Linked DNA regions of Homo sapiens: region 2 is linked to region 1. A link is a contact called in ENCODE Hi-C data. All regions are on one chromosome and are shown on one strand. Each heading gives the region's core, a stretch centred on a gene start or an enhancer-like site at or near the end of the contact. The rest is flanking DNA. Distances are from core to core; before and after follow the strand shown.

The links. A loop is a pair of places that touch in the nucleus more often than their neighbours do. Pooled maps may share reads with other maps.
Region 2: a loop to region 1 is called in a map of PC-9, with 4 times the contacts of the local background. The contact joins two enhancer-like sites. A Hi-C loop is called at or near these places in 15 of 168 maps with a recorded cell type or tissue (A673, B cell, CD4-positive, alpha-beta T cell and 11 more), 7 of 37 single-sample maps with no recorded cell type and 20 of 50 pooled maps.

What each region holds. Positions count from the first base shown.
Region 1 is chr12:47,011,573-47,019,181 of GRCh38, reverse strand. No RefSeq gene overlaps it. Among named protein-coding and RNA genes, the nearest start is that of PCED1B, 64 kb to the left of the region's middle. Within about 2 kb of position 4,546, at least 2 of the 41 ENCODE cell types and tissues checked have a DNase peak (open chromatin) inside an H3K27ac peak, as active enhancers do.
Region 2 is chr12:46,156,971-46,164,579 of GRCh38, reverse strand. No RefSeq gene overlaps it. Among named protein-coding and RNA genes, the nearest start is that of SLC38A1, 110 kb to the left of the region's middle. Within about 2 kb of position 3,884, at least 7 of the 41 ENCODE cell types and tissues checked have a DNase peak (open chromatin) inside an H3K27ac peak, as active enhancers do.

The DNA.
Region 1 (7,609 bases), core at 3,297-5,796:
ATTAGAAGTAATGTACCAAACTAATATTATATTATTGTTGTGATGGAACTGTCTTATGTGCTGTAGGAGTTTTAGCAGCATCCTTGGTCTCTACCAACTGGATGACAGTAGCAACTCCCAATCTTCTCAAATCACGACAACTCAAAATATCTCCAGGCATTGCCAAGTATCCCATAGAGAACAAATCACCCCTGGTTGAGATCCAGTGTTCTAGAGAGACAAACAGTTCACAGAGTGAGACTTGTCTTTGTTTTTATTTGAAGACACACCACTGCCTGATCGTCTTAAATCAGGACAAGAGAAGCCCCTGTCCGTAGATGCTATCCTAACTTCCCCGTCTCCCATTTCTGCCCCCTCCTTTTGTCAGAAGACCCGGGTGCAGGTGGCTACACTTCTCTCCATAATGCAAGGAGTCTTGGGACCACAGAGATGTGGCCACCTACATCCTGTGGCCTCCTTTCTACCATATTCTAAGTATCCATGGCCAGGGAATTTTTTGTCCAGATAGTCTCATTTTCCAAGAGATGGTGCTTGGAGGAGGTAATGGTGGTGGTGGTGTGGCTTGAGTTTGGACATGCCGGCTGAGATATCCTTGTATCTATGCTCACAGTACTGGGCAGAGCCGGTATGGAGGAAAAGTCAGGTGATGGTAGGTTCTTAAAATTCCTGGGTGGATCTTCAAGAAGTCTGAGAATTCTAAATTTGAGTCTGGCCTTCTAGCCTTGGGTTCTTTTGAGAAACTTAGAAGACCAACACCGATGATGGTGGTGTGTAGGAGCACCTTGTGAACAGAGGTGGTCATGCTCAGCTGGACTGGGTGGGGTGCAGAGAAACCTGAGCCAGGTGGGACTTGGGCTTCTGTTTGCCTCTTGCTTCAGTCATAATTTGTGTTGCATAATCCCATGATGGGATAACTTTGTGGGAGGAAGAGCTTAAGCCTCTGAAATCATGAGAGTCTAGGATATAACCTGATTCTGCCTGTAGAATCTGTGTGGTACTGGGTGAGGCCAGGAAGGATTTGGATGCTTTTACTAGGCATAAAAGGAGGAGGACATCCAGAGGGCATGTGAAAAGGCTTGAAGATGTTTGTAGCATGATTCAGTGTTTGAGACCTGTTTAGGGAATGGGAAGACAAAGGGTGTGGTTGGAATGCAGTGTGCTTGGGGAGAAGAGAAGGTGATGAGTTTGTGAGGACTTTGTACAAGGGGCCAGAAGGCCACTCAAAGGAGCTGAGACTGTCTCCTGCAGCATCAGAGAGCTTTCGGGGTTGCTAAGCAGAGCAGAGGATCCATCTTTTATCACAGTTTAGCCCTGAAGGAAAATGAAAGAAAGTAGAAGCTAGGAGATGAGAGAGAATATAGTTTAAAAAATTCTAAGAGACGCAGGGCTGAACAGATAGTAGGTGTAGGAGTGAAAGGGGAGAGAATGGAGAGGTTTTGTAAATTCACAGTTGCTCCTAAGAATGACTGCACACTATGAACACACCAAAACATAGATTTATGCTTTTTCATTTTTTTAAAAACATTTAAGGCATAAAAGATCTTGGTTTTTACTCAGGGCTGCACCAGACTGTGAGAAACACACATTCATCCATCCAAACCCAAAGAATGGACTCAGAGACACAAAGAATAGCGGAAGTGAGACTTTTAATGGCAGTCTTTCCAGATAGGGTGTCAGGTAGGCAGGCACACCCAGGGCAGTTATAGCAGGTAATTTATCTCCCAGCACGCAAATCCCTCTTCCAGTTCCTCATCAGTTGAGTACTATGGGGTTACAATCTTCCCAGACATAACCTTAGTTTCATTATCCCCTTATAAGCCCATACCCCGGTCCCCTTTCCCGCTTAAATTTTGATTTCCCAATAACGAAACTTTCTTCCCTTTTATGGGCTGACTCCTCCTCTACATTCTGTCAGTTTATTGTGACCTTCTAGGTGCATGAGCCATGTGGTTTGTTACATCCACAGGCTGGCTGCCAGTACTTTGATCATGCCTTGAAAATGAACCATTTAAAATGTTTTCTCACAGGACAAAATTTTCAAGCAGAATTAAAAATAATAATTTCTAATTTTCATTTTTGTGGATATGTAGTAGTAGATGTACATACTTGTGAGGTACATGAGATATTTTAATATACGCATGCTGTGCATGATAATCACATCATGGAAATCAGGTATACATCCCCTCAAGCATTTATCCTTTGTGTTACAAACAAATCCAACTATACTCTTAGTTATTTTTAAATGTACAATTAAATTATTATTGACTGTAGTCACCTTGTGCTATAAAATACTAGTCCTTATTCATTCATTCTAATTTTCTGTACCCATTAACCATCCCCATGTCTCCTCAACCTCTCACTACACTTCCCAGCCTCTGGTAACCATCTTTCTACTCTCTATGTCCATGAGTTAAATTGTTTCAATTTCTAGATCCCATAAATAAGTGACTCTATACAATGTTTGTCTTGCTGTGCCTGGCTTATTTCACTTAACATGATGACCTCCAGTTCCATCCATGATGTTGCAGATACCTGAATCTCCTTCTTTTTTATGGCTAAACAGTACTCCATTGTGTATATGTACCACATTTTCTTTATCCATTTGTCTGTCAGTGGACACTTAAGTTACTTCCAAATCTTGGCTATTCTGAACAGTGCTATAACAAACATGATAATGAAGATACCTCTTTGATATACTGGTTTCCTTTCTTTTGCATATATACCCAGCAGTGGAATTGCTGGAGTGTATGGTAGCTCTATTTTTAGTTTTTTTAGGAAACTAAAACTGTTTCCAAACCAAACTGTTCTCTGTAGTGGTTGTACTAATTTATATTCTCAGCAACAGAGTCAAACAGAATTTAAAACTTTTACTTCCTTCCCCTTTTCAGGACTGCTTTGTAGACCTTCTATACCTCCACATGTTTTTTTACATTTTTTTGCTGTGTGCCTTTGTATGTGTGTACATGCTATTCTAAAAAACTAGTGCATAAAAACTATTATTTCCACAAATATAATTCCAGAAGTAGAAACTTCAGGCTAAGTAAAAACCAGGAAAGGCTATATTTGGAAGAAACAGGGATTTTGCTGTTCCTGAAATCTCTCTACCTTTGTGTCTTTCTGTGCTGCCAACAGTGACACCACGTCATGTCTCTGTTCCACAAAGGTTTTAACTGCTCAGGCATGGAATCAATATAGGGAAAGGAAAAACAAAAGGAGTATAATATTCTAATTTAAATCAACAGCACAGATTCCTATAACCTTCATTTTTGGGTGAAGATCATCCAAATTAAATATTAATTTGTGTACACAACTGCAGGAAAAGGTAACTAGTAACTAGTTTATAATTGGAAGATTTTGACAGGCAATTGTGTTCACGTTAACCTTTTTCTGGGACCTCTACAGGAGTGAGATGTCTCTGAATTATTAGGATTCTGCTCTGTAACTGGAAAATTCCATCATTCAATAAATTTTCAGACTCTATCCTTTGGGTCCAATGTGACTGTAAAATGACAGTTAGAGAATTGCAAACAATGGGCTCACAAGACCTGAATGAATTCCAAATCATCTAGTGGGCTTATTGAGCCATTTTCTGAACAATGAAAGAAATGTGGGAAATGCAGCAGCTACTTTAAAGAGCATTATTGTTCAACACTGTGCTGCCTTCTGTGCTATGCGTTCTGATACACTTTAAAGTTTATAGCATCAGGACATCTTGAGTTAGAAGAGGCCTTACAAAAACATTTAAATATGGCATCCCTTCCCCCATTTTATCTTTATATAGAAATATATATTGAAATTAACAATTAAAAATATTTAACCTACAAAAGTGTTGGGAGTACTGGGACATAAGAATAAAGCTCCCACATATTGACAATTTACCATGAGGCAGATGCTGTGCTAGATACTTTACAATACATCATTCTATCCTCATATAAATCCTATGAGGTACTTATTATGGTTTTGTTTTGTTTTAGAGATGGCATCTCACTATGTTGTCCAGGCTGGACTCAAACTCCTGAGCTCAAGAGATCTTCCTACCCAGGTCTCAAGTAGTTGGCGCTACAGGTGTGAGCCACCATGCCCTGAAGGACAGGGATTATCATTTCCATTTACTCATAAAATTGGTTGTGAAGTGACTTACTAAACAGTGTAATTTTAGCAGCAGGGAAGTCTAGGTTGGAACCTGTAGTCTTTCCTAGTTCCAAATCTCATTCATGGGATGTAGTCCTCAAGAAGCTCCCAATGTAGCTCACACTAGAAGCAGAAAGTGAAATCACAATAGAAAATGTAAATAACACAAACATACATATGGGCTGTCCTCAGAAGGTTCGTGATTCGTTTCAAATTGCTGATACAGACAAGAAGTGCCTTAGAAGTTCAAGGGCTCTTTACATAGAGAAATATATTTAGACCAAGAAGTATTAATATTTATGAACATTTATCCTGTGCAAAGTCCTGAGAGTAATGTGACACAACAAGGATAAAGCTAGCATGGACTGAGTCATTTCCTGGAGTGGTCAGCAAAGCCTTCTTGGAGCTGGTAGGAGGTGAAGTAGGACCTGTTGTTTAGATTGGATATAGTTGACTGTGCTAGCAGGGCATGTGAGGTAGAAGGAATGAGATGGAAAAATGTGAGAAAGTGAAAGAACAATGCTGGTCAGTAGGACATCAGCATACAGTTTGGATCAAAAGTTTACACAAAGAGGAGTAGGAGTTAAGGAATTGGAGGTCTTTGCAGTTATGAATTGATGGGTCCTCCGGCCATTCTGAAAGCAACGGTGAATATCAAAGCTTTTTGAACAGAAGTATGAGCAATAAATTTACCTAGATGGCCAGAGAATTTACTCACAGAAAGAGGAAAAAAAATTACTCAAGGAAAAATATCCATCCTGAATTAAGAGAAACTATGGGTCTGATAATCCCATTAAAGAAGTCTATACTGATGATAGTTTGTGCTTGATGAGCTTGGTTTCTTACAAATTAATAGGAAACACTCTCTGTTGTCTCCCATGTAACACATAACTTTCCTTTACCCCATCTATTAGAATTAAGGAGAAGTAGCAGGCCTGGGAAATGTTCATGACAACAATGAGGACATATTTTCTAAGAATCATGCTAAAAAGGGATATAGGCTAGATGGGGGGGTGTATTCATCTGCTAGGGCTGCCATAACAAAATACCACAAACAGAGTGGCTTAAATGATGTATATTTCTCATAGTTCTGGAAGCTGGAAGTTCAACATTGAGGGGTCTCTTTTTGGTTTGCAGATGGCTGCCTTCTCACTGTGTCCTCACATGGCAGAGAAAGATTGCTTAAGATCTCTCTCTCTCTTTGTTTTCTTATAAAGCCACTGTCTTATTAGATTGGCATCCCACCCTTGTGACGTTCAATATATGAATTTTGGGGAGACAGAATATAGTCCATAGGAGAAGTTTGGGTGAAGCCACTTAATCAATTGAACATTAGAGATTTTTCATTTACCTAGGGTTTTGGAAACTATATGGAAGTTGAAAAATCATCACTATAATAATTAAAGAGGTAATATTTTCCATTACACTCTCTCATTGTTTTATAGAACCTGTTCATAATTCCAAAATTTATAAATACTATTCTTTTTATATATCAAAATTAAGCAAATCATGACATATGATTAATGAGTCAGTTTGGATGATTGTATTATAGCTACATGGATTAACATAGGCTGCCAGATCCACCTTTTGCTAATAATAGTTTCCATTTAATTGATCACTGAGCACGTGCTGGGGTTTTACATACGTTATCTCATTAATCTTCACAATAACACTATAATGTAAAGACTTCCATTCTACAGGTGAGAAAACTGATGCTCACAGAATTTAAGTAATAACACAAGATATCGCCAAATTTCAGGTTCAGCCTTGGTTGATTTCCAAGCCCACAATTTCCCCCATACCATCTTGCCATTCTTGATATGCTATTGTCTTTCACTGCATTGATGATGTAACAGATAACAATGACATTTTCCAAAATTAAGATCTTGAAAGAATAGGGGACAATAACCATCAGAATCACCTAGTGATTTTCTTTTTTAAACCTAGATTTAGTTCTTATCTACAATAAAACACAAACATGCATACAAACCCGGTCTATGGAATTCGAATGGCTAAGGATGGGACCTGAGAATCTGTACTTTATCAAGTTATCTAGGTGGTTCTAATGATTGACAAGACTTGAGACTGCAGTGGGTTTAATGGTGACTCCCCAAAATATATGTCCACATTCTAATCTCTGGAAACTGAACATGCCCTTATTTGGAAAAATAGTCTTTTTAGATGTAATTAATTAAGGATCTCAAGATGAGACCATCCTGGATTGTCTAGGTGGGTCTTATATTCAATGACAAGTATCCTTAAAAGAGACACAGAAAAGAATAGAGGGGTAAAGGCAGAGGCAGAGATTGGAGTTATGCAGCCACAGTCAAAGAACGCCTGGAGCCACCAGCAGGTGCAAGAGGCAAGGAAGGCTTCCCATTTCAAAAATATTAAGCTGACTCTTGTAAATAGTACTTACATTAACTGGGAAAAGTCATTCAGTCTAGATAGTTAATCCCATTATGCATGTGGGCTTTATGTGAGTCTTAGAGCCTCAGGAAAGTATTCATTCAATTCCTTCCTAGGTGCTAAGGGTGAGGCTAATATCAAACAGGAAAATTAGACAATAATTACCCAGAGAATAAGTACCCACAAAGAGGGTAGAAGATGACAGTGGGAGGCATCTCTTTTATCCTGTGACTTTGGAAGTGCAAATGCCATTTCCTTCTATTCTTCAGCAAGCATAGTGCCCAGTGATGAAGCCTTTCCCAGTCCCTTGAAAGACAAATAGTACAACATAGACAGGAATGCTTCTATAGTTAACGTGATTAAAAACACAAGTAGAAGATAATTCACCAAGGTCTTCTTGTGTATTATGCCAATAATATCTGTCCTGTCTCTTAATATCATGTCATCCTGAAGGACCCAGAACTGGATACCAATTATTGTTCTACATGCCAATTATAAATAAACAAGAATATCATGTAAGTATTAAGTCATATTTTGTTGCCAATTAGAAAAATATGCAATGTTATGTTGGGCCAATCCAACATGATATTGCCTCTATTGTATCTGGATTCTTGCCATAAATGGAGCCCTTTGATATTATGCTAGTACATTGTATTATAAATTTATTAATGATTTTCCCAAAGTTTTGTTTCTAGCCTAACATCTTTCCTAAACTCCAAGCTGGAAGTTTCTAGATTCCATAGAATGTCACTTGCTATCTCCATTTGAATAACTAGCTAAAAATTTTAAAAAAAGTTTGATTTTCTTCCTCAAACTTGCTTCTTTCCCAATGTTCTCCATCTCAGTTAGTGGCCTGTTTGCCCAATTGCTTAAGTCAGAAACCAGAGTCATTTTCTCTTCTCTTTCTGACAATCACCTTACCTCAAGCCTATATTAGATACCATTGGCACCACCTTCCAAAAACTCTGAATCCTACTACTTCTTTCCTCCTTAGCTTGCTCCATCATCTGTCACCTAGATTACTGCAATAGCATTTTAACTGCTTTCCCTGATTTTACTCTGCCCTCCC
Region 2 (7,609 bases), core at 2,635-5,134, 850 kb after region 1:
TATTCAGGAATACAGAAATCAGAGGGGTGTGTGTGTGTGCGTGTGCACATGTGTGTGTATAGAGTGTTTTTGCTCCCACCTTTTCCTGAATGTAGTTTATACAATCCAGAAGGAATGAGACAATGTGCAAGCCCCAGACCAAAGATGAGTTCCAGAGATTCTCTGTTCAGGCTTGTCTGCCCAACCCTTTATCAAGTTTCACTCCCTGAGGAAATCCAACCAGTTACACCAGCATCTACAGATGTTAATCTGTACTAGTATAGCTCAGTGCCTTTCAAAACATGGCCCGTGGATCACCTGGATCAGAATAGTTGGGTGTCTCTGACAAAAATGTAAATTCCTGAATCCCCCTCAAACCTATTAAATCATAGGATAGGGCCAGGAATCTGCATACTCAAGAAGTTCCCTAGATAATTCTGGCACATATAAAAGGTTGAGAACCACTGCTAGAGATGAAGAGATGTGCTTTGCCCTACTTTCATTGGTCTATACTATTTCATCTTTTATTCTAAGTCTCATCCTTTTTTTGTTTCGCATTTTAAAAGGAAGACTTTGTTCTGAAAATAATCCATCTTTGGGATTAATTGGGAAATTACAGATAAAGTTTACTTGATTCGATGATTCCTGTGACTCATTTCCTCTCCTTCATGTACTTTTAGGTGGGTGATAAGAAGCGCCAATCCATATCCTAACCAGGCACACAAATTCCCCTTTTTCTCCCAGTTAGGGTTTTGTTGAACTTTTTTTTTTTATACTTTAAGTTCTAGGGTACATGTGCACAACGTGCAGGTTTGTTATATATGTATACATGTCCCATGTTGGTGTGCTGCACCCATTAACTTGTAATTTACATTAGGTATATCTCCTAATGCTTTCCTTCCACCCTTCCCCCACCCCACAACAGGCCCCAGTGTGTGATGTTCCCCTTCCTGTGTCCAAGTGTTCTCATTGTCCAATTCCCACCTATGAGTGAAAACATGCAGTGTTTGGTTTTTTTGTTCTTGCAATAGTTTGCTGAGAATGATGGTTTCCAGCTTCATCCAGGCAACCTACAGAATAGGAGAAAATTTTTGCAATCTACTCATCTGACAAAGGGCTAATATCCATAATCTACAAAGAACACAATCAAATTTACAAGAAAAAAACAAACAACCCCATCAACAAGTGGGCAAAGGATATGAACAGACACTTCTCAAAAGAAGACATTTATGCAGCCAGCAGACACATGAAAAAATGCTCATCATCACTGGCCATCAGAGAAATGCAAATCAAAACCGCAATGAGATACCATCTCACACCAGTTAGAATGGCAATCATTAAAAAGTCAGGAGACAGCAGATGCTGGAGAGGATGTGGAGAAATAGGAACACTTTTACACTTTTACACTGTTGGTGGGACTGTAAACTAGTTCAACCATTGTGGAAGACAGTGTGGCGATTCCTCAAGGATCTAGAACTAGAAATACCATTTGACCCAGCCAACCCATTACTGGGTATATAACCAAAGGATTATAAAGCATGCTGCTATAAAGGCACATGCACACGTATGTTTACTGTGGCACTATTCACAATAGCAAAGACTTGGAACCAACCCAAATGTCCAACAATGATAGACTGGATTAAGAAAATGTGGCACATATACACCATGGAATACTATGCAGCCATAAAAAAGGATGAGTTCATGTCCTTTGTAGGGACATGGATGAAGCTTTTAAACTGCCTTGTCTTCAGCTCTAGATCAACAATTCCTTCTAAGTTAAGGACTGTTTTCCAGAGAAAGTGAAAGTTTCATGCCAAATACAGGAACTGAGCAGAATTTGAGGCTAAAACATCCTCTCTCAATATCAATTAACCCCAGGCCGAATTGCAGTAGACAGACTATCATCTGTAGCATCATCCATGATTTAGAACAATGCAATCATGAACTGCAATCTGTAAGTATGCTTTCCTCGCCGAGCAACCCACTGTCTGGTACCAAACAGGTAGAAAGTCATATCTAAGGGGTTCCCCAGTTATCATAATTTGATTTCAGCAAATAATCAGATGATCTTAAGATCTTCTAGATTATTTCTTAAAGGGAAACTCAATAGAGGAAATTTAGCTAACAGAATACCTATCTTTCCAACGTCTCTCTAAAACAAAATGATTTGGCTTTTATTAAAGGAGACTTCAAAGCAAACTCTTTTTGCCCAGTTCACCTTCATTATCATCGAAGCTAAAGAGAATTCAGCAGATATTAGGATAATTCCAAAAGACTGTTTTTTGCTCTTGGGTTATCTTGCTTTCCAAATGATACCCCAAATCCCCAACAATCAAGTAGAATTCCAGAACCATTTAAAAGCATAGGAAATTTCAACACACCCTGTCTCTTCAGAACCCAGTTGCTTTCAGAAAGAAGAATTCTCTTTATCAGTATTTTAGAAGGACATATCAAAATGCTTGTCATTTTGAAATTTCTATTAATTTTGTATTACTTCGTACTTTTCAGTTCTCAAAATAATACTGTGAAAGTGACTATTTTTTTTTTTCAATTTTCCCAACTTTGTTGGGGGTGGGGAAGCATACGATGTAAATTTATTAAATCTAGGCTAGAACCTCATAACACCGTTTACTAGAGACAAATTTGGTAAGGAGGGTCCAACTTCTATGGTAAGTGGGTTAACTGATGAAGGAGCCTGTCCTCATGGGGCAGTTTCAGCTATAACCAGTGCTACAACACTGCCCACAAGCAAAGCCTTATATCAGACCACCACACAAAATGGAAATAAGGTAGGAAACAGGCCTTACATCCTGCCCAAAAAGGCATCCAGCATAACCTGCCTTGCAGTGAACTGGCTTGGGTTCTTGTACTCCTTTGGAGAGTAGTCCTTAGGTAGGTAGGGTAGGAAGCAGAGCTCCATTCTTGGGGTGGAGGACCAGCCTGAACAAAACAGTATGTCAGAACCTCCCTCCACTAGACGAGGCTTCAGGAAGCGGGCTGTCTTTTACAGAGATTTGGTGTCCTAGGCAGGTAGAGATATCCCCAGTCAGCTCTATGAGCACTAGTCCCATGTCTGATGGGAAGCAAAGCTAGACTCTGGAGTCTGTGTGTGTGTGTCTGTGTGTGTCTCTCTCTGTGTGTTAATGCCTGTTCTTCTGTTCCACAATTCCCCCACAAGGCCCAAGGACAAATGTATTGTCTAGGAGAATTTGCAAGGAGGTAGGAACATGGCTCTGGACTCAGACTGACCTTGGTTGGAATCCTGCCTCTGCTACTTAAAAGCTAAGTGACATTGGGCAGGTTTCCTTAATCTCCTTCAGTCTCAGTGTCCGCAACCAGAAAGTGGGAATAATAATAGTCATCCCATAGAATGGTTGTAAGGAATAATTAGACTGGATAGCATATTGTAAATTTTCTAGCACAGTATCTGTCACATAGTAAGCCCACAATAAGCGCCCCTATTAACATTAAGATGATCTTATCTGTGCCATTTTCCATGCTTCCTTTGAATTCATGGAACAAAGTAGTGAAAAACTCTGCTCAGCAAGTACAAAATCATTGTTTAGACCAGATCTGAGGCCAGCATAAAAGCCAAAAGAATGTTGTAGTTAGAGAGTCCAAATGCAACCCTAGCTCTTCTGAATTCCCTAAGGGGCTGCTCAAGGTAAAGCTGTCACAGAGAGTTTGTGATTAAACCATTGGATAAAAGCCAGACACATTGCATGCTTGAAAAAGGAGTTATTTTCACAAGGGTAATTGCCAGAGACTGATGCAGTCAAGAGTCAAAACAGGGTAGATTCTCATCAGAAATGTGTGCCCACAGAAAAGACTCTTGGCAGAGGACACGCAGCATTAGGCTGTGACATCAGACTTTTGGGCCACTGAGTTGCATAAGCAGGCCCAGTAGAGCGAAAACTCACCAGTAAGAATTAACGCTGGTGGAAGTTTAAGAATGCCAGGCCCCAAGAAGCGTGCAAAATCACATTGCTACGGAACAGCTGGTTCCTTCAGTGCCTGAGATCTTTGCCAGATTCCATCTTTTTCCATAATAATATATTACCTCTATTAACTTACAGAATCCAGGGCAAGATTATATGAAAACTACTAGATGCTGTGCAAATGGCCCCTTATCTGTAACTAGAAATTATGTATGTTGTAATCAGTTTGCTATAACTAAAACTGCGAGCCCCAACATGAAGAATCTTGTTCTTCATGGCATAAGACGCTTGAGCAGCTTTATTTTATTTTATTTTTTAACTGTCTTTGGCAGCCGTCCAATAATACTCGGTGAGAAGCAGTCCCTTGCACTCCAGCCACTCCCTTGCTGCTCCATTTAGCCCCTTAATAAAGCTTGTTGAGCAATTAAGTCAGGAACATTGAAACCTTACTCACCTTCAGTCAACCTTTCCTTAATTGGGCAATCAATTTACATGCTTCCAGTCCTGACAAAAGAGAAATGCAGTTTTGGCTTTCCAGGAGCGAGCTATTAAGATTGTAGCCATTTATCTGAGTACTGGCTTCTTAGTTACACACATGTAATACAAAAGAAAGATCTACGTGCTTGTTTTCATACTTCATCTTTCTTGATTTTTTTTAGCAAGTGGAAGTTTAAAATCATTGGCTCAAAACATAAAAACACTATTGATATTTCCATAGTATCTTTTTACAATTCTCAGGGTCACTTAGATTTGTGACTGAAAAAAAAAAAAAACATAGCCCTCAAAATGGCTATTTGAATGATTATAATTTCACAAATACATCTTTTATTTGAAAGAATAGTGAACTGAAGTAAGGCATCATTGGTGACTTGTTCCAAACAATTGGTTACACAAGTGTATTTAAAAAGGAAAGCTTTTGTTCACTTTCATATTTTCACTTAGAAGGTTCTTCTTAAATATCTGAAGTGAATTTGCAGGTTGAAAAGTTACAGCCTCATTCATAGATTGGGAACAGTAGTTCTCAAACATCTGTGTGTGTCCAGTGCTGTCCCAGGATCTAGTTTTCACTGGCCAGGAAAAAAATGAGAAAATCGAGCACATTGAAGTGAGGTTTTTTTTTTTTCTTTCATATATTTGAAAGTATTCCATTTAAAGGGCTGACCTTTTCCTAAGATTTTTTGGCTTCTCTCTATCTCCATACTTCTTTTATTTTTAATTGTACTTGTCCATGAAATCTAAATGTCGGGAACCACTGCTGGTATGTCTAGAAATATAAGAGCTTGTCCTCTGAGAATTGGCTGAGCTCACTAAATTCACATTGTGCAGGCCACAGAAAAACTGTCAGCTTTAGGTCAATAACAATTTGGCTCAACTAGCTGAAAATAGCCCCAAATGGTGTCCAGTCTCCTACCCTCTTCCTTGTCTAATTAAATCCACTTCCTCCCCAAATCCTGATCGTCATGAACTGCCTCCATTTTAAAATACAGGAAACGTTGGACCAAACTCATTTATTTGAACCCAAGAAGAGTGAGTAGTAATTGCTGGGTAACCTGTGCTGAATCCAAAGTGATAGAATAATCTCTGAAGAATGAAAATGGAAGGAAATAAATATTCTCACCTCTCTAAAAAACAATAATGTTCACCCACATAAAAAATCTGTAGGCAGGCAGCAGCTCCATTTTGATTCAGCTAGATGGCTTCACGCTAGTGAAGAAAACATTTTGGCAAAGAATTATTTTATCCAAAAGTAAAACACAGAATTCCAAGTACCTGGTATAACCCAAGTGAAAGCACATCCAAAGGAAATCTCTCCATACCCACTGCCTTTTAGCATTACCACTCCTCATTTTACCTCTTAATATAAAGCCACAAAGTGAGTACATGTAACTACAGCACGTCTTGGGCTGAGGTGGCTGGGAAATTTGATTCCCCAAAGAAAGGAAGAGCATGAAAATCCTCTGAGGAAAGTGATCTTGGCAAGGACTCTGGCTAGGACTCCAGCCCATGTGGATTTCTCATCCTTTGAAGTGTTTATGGTTCTATCCAGTTTTTCATCACTGAGAGAGAAAGAAAAAAAAACTACAAAGTCCTCTCTTTTATAGAAGATATTTTCAGATTTAGATTTTAGCTAGCTTCAAATTCTTGTACACAGAGATACATATAAAACTGTCACTTTGATAAAGTTCTAGGAAAAAGTTAATATAATTTTAGAATCCTGTCTACTGAGTATCAGTAGCCATCCTTCATACCCCATAACCAATTATCTACTCTGGTTGATGAGAACCTTCACAGTGATTCTTTTGGCTAGCTTTTATGCCATAAGGAAAGCAAAGTTCCTGGATCTGACATGCAGAAAATCTTGGTTTTAGGAATTCTAAAGAATAGAGAGCAAAGTTTATAAAACAAGAGTTCAGGACAAGAGCCTGTGGCAATCTCCTCTTTCCTCATCTTGGGTACCTCAGTCTTTTATTATATTTTCCTACTACCTACTTTATCCTCCTACCAAAGGTCTGAGTGGGGCATTATTTAGTGCCATAAATAATAAACTGTTAGTGGCTCTTTGATGCTCTCAAAGTACTTTCACTTTTACTGTTATATTTCATCATCACAGAATATATGCAGCAGGTATTCTTACTATCCTGAACTTATTGATGAAAAAATTCAGGTTCACAGATGAATCACAACACCTGGGAAAAGGGACAGAACTGGAACTCAAAAATCAGTTTTCCTTATTTCATAGCCTGTGTTTTAAAAAGCATTTGATGCTAAATAAGTTAGCAGTATAAAGCCTAAGTCAGAAATCTATTTTTTTTAGTTAAACATACTTTATTTTTTCTCAAAATTTGTAATTGCCTGAGTTCCTACACCATGCTTAAAAATGAAACAAAACAAAACTAAGAGTAGAGGTGGTCTCACCACCCAATTCTTCCCTTCTCTCAGGAAATTATAGCCAACAGCATGAAGGGGCCATGGGCAAGCCAAGTAAGGCACTGAAAGATACAGACAGATAAAAAGCAGGACAAAAGTAGAAGTAGTATTTACTACAGGCAAAATCAGTGAACCTGCATTCTGGGGCTGGAGAAGCAGGGCAAGAAACCAAGAAGAATGCCCTCTGGGAGGTGGAGAAGTTACACTAGGAAAAGACAAAAAGTACCAGTTCCAAGCTGAACAGTTAGCACCTCTCATCTCTCCCACATAAACAGTGTTTAAACAGAGGAGACAAACCAATTCTCAAATACAAAGATGAACAAACAACTAAGAATCTGCAAACATTTGGAAAACACTAATACCTTGAAACAAAGGCAAAAACTCAGCAAGTAAAACATTTTGAAGAATCATAGTTAAAAGAGCTCACAACATTTTGGAATAAGCATATAAAAATCTCTGGAAAGATGTAGAAGGACACTGTAACTAAAACATTAGCTGAATATGGTAGAAATTTAAGACTTGAAAAACAAAATAAAAAGATTGATTTAGGGGCAAAATAGTAGAGTGGACATAGACAAATAGCATTTTGAGAATGCTCTCAAAACAATGGAAAACATAAAGGAATAAAGAATACAAAGAGCCAGGCTCAGTGGCTCACGCCTGTAATCCCAGCACTTTGGGAGACTGAGGCAGGCAGATTACCTGAGGTCAGGAGTTCGAGACCAGCCTGGCCAACATGGTGAAACCCCATCTCTATAAAAAAT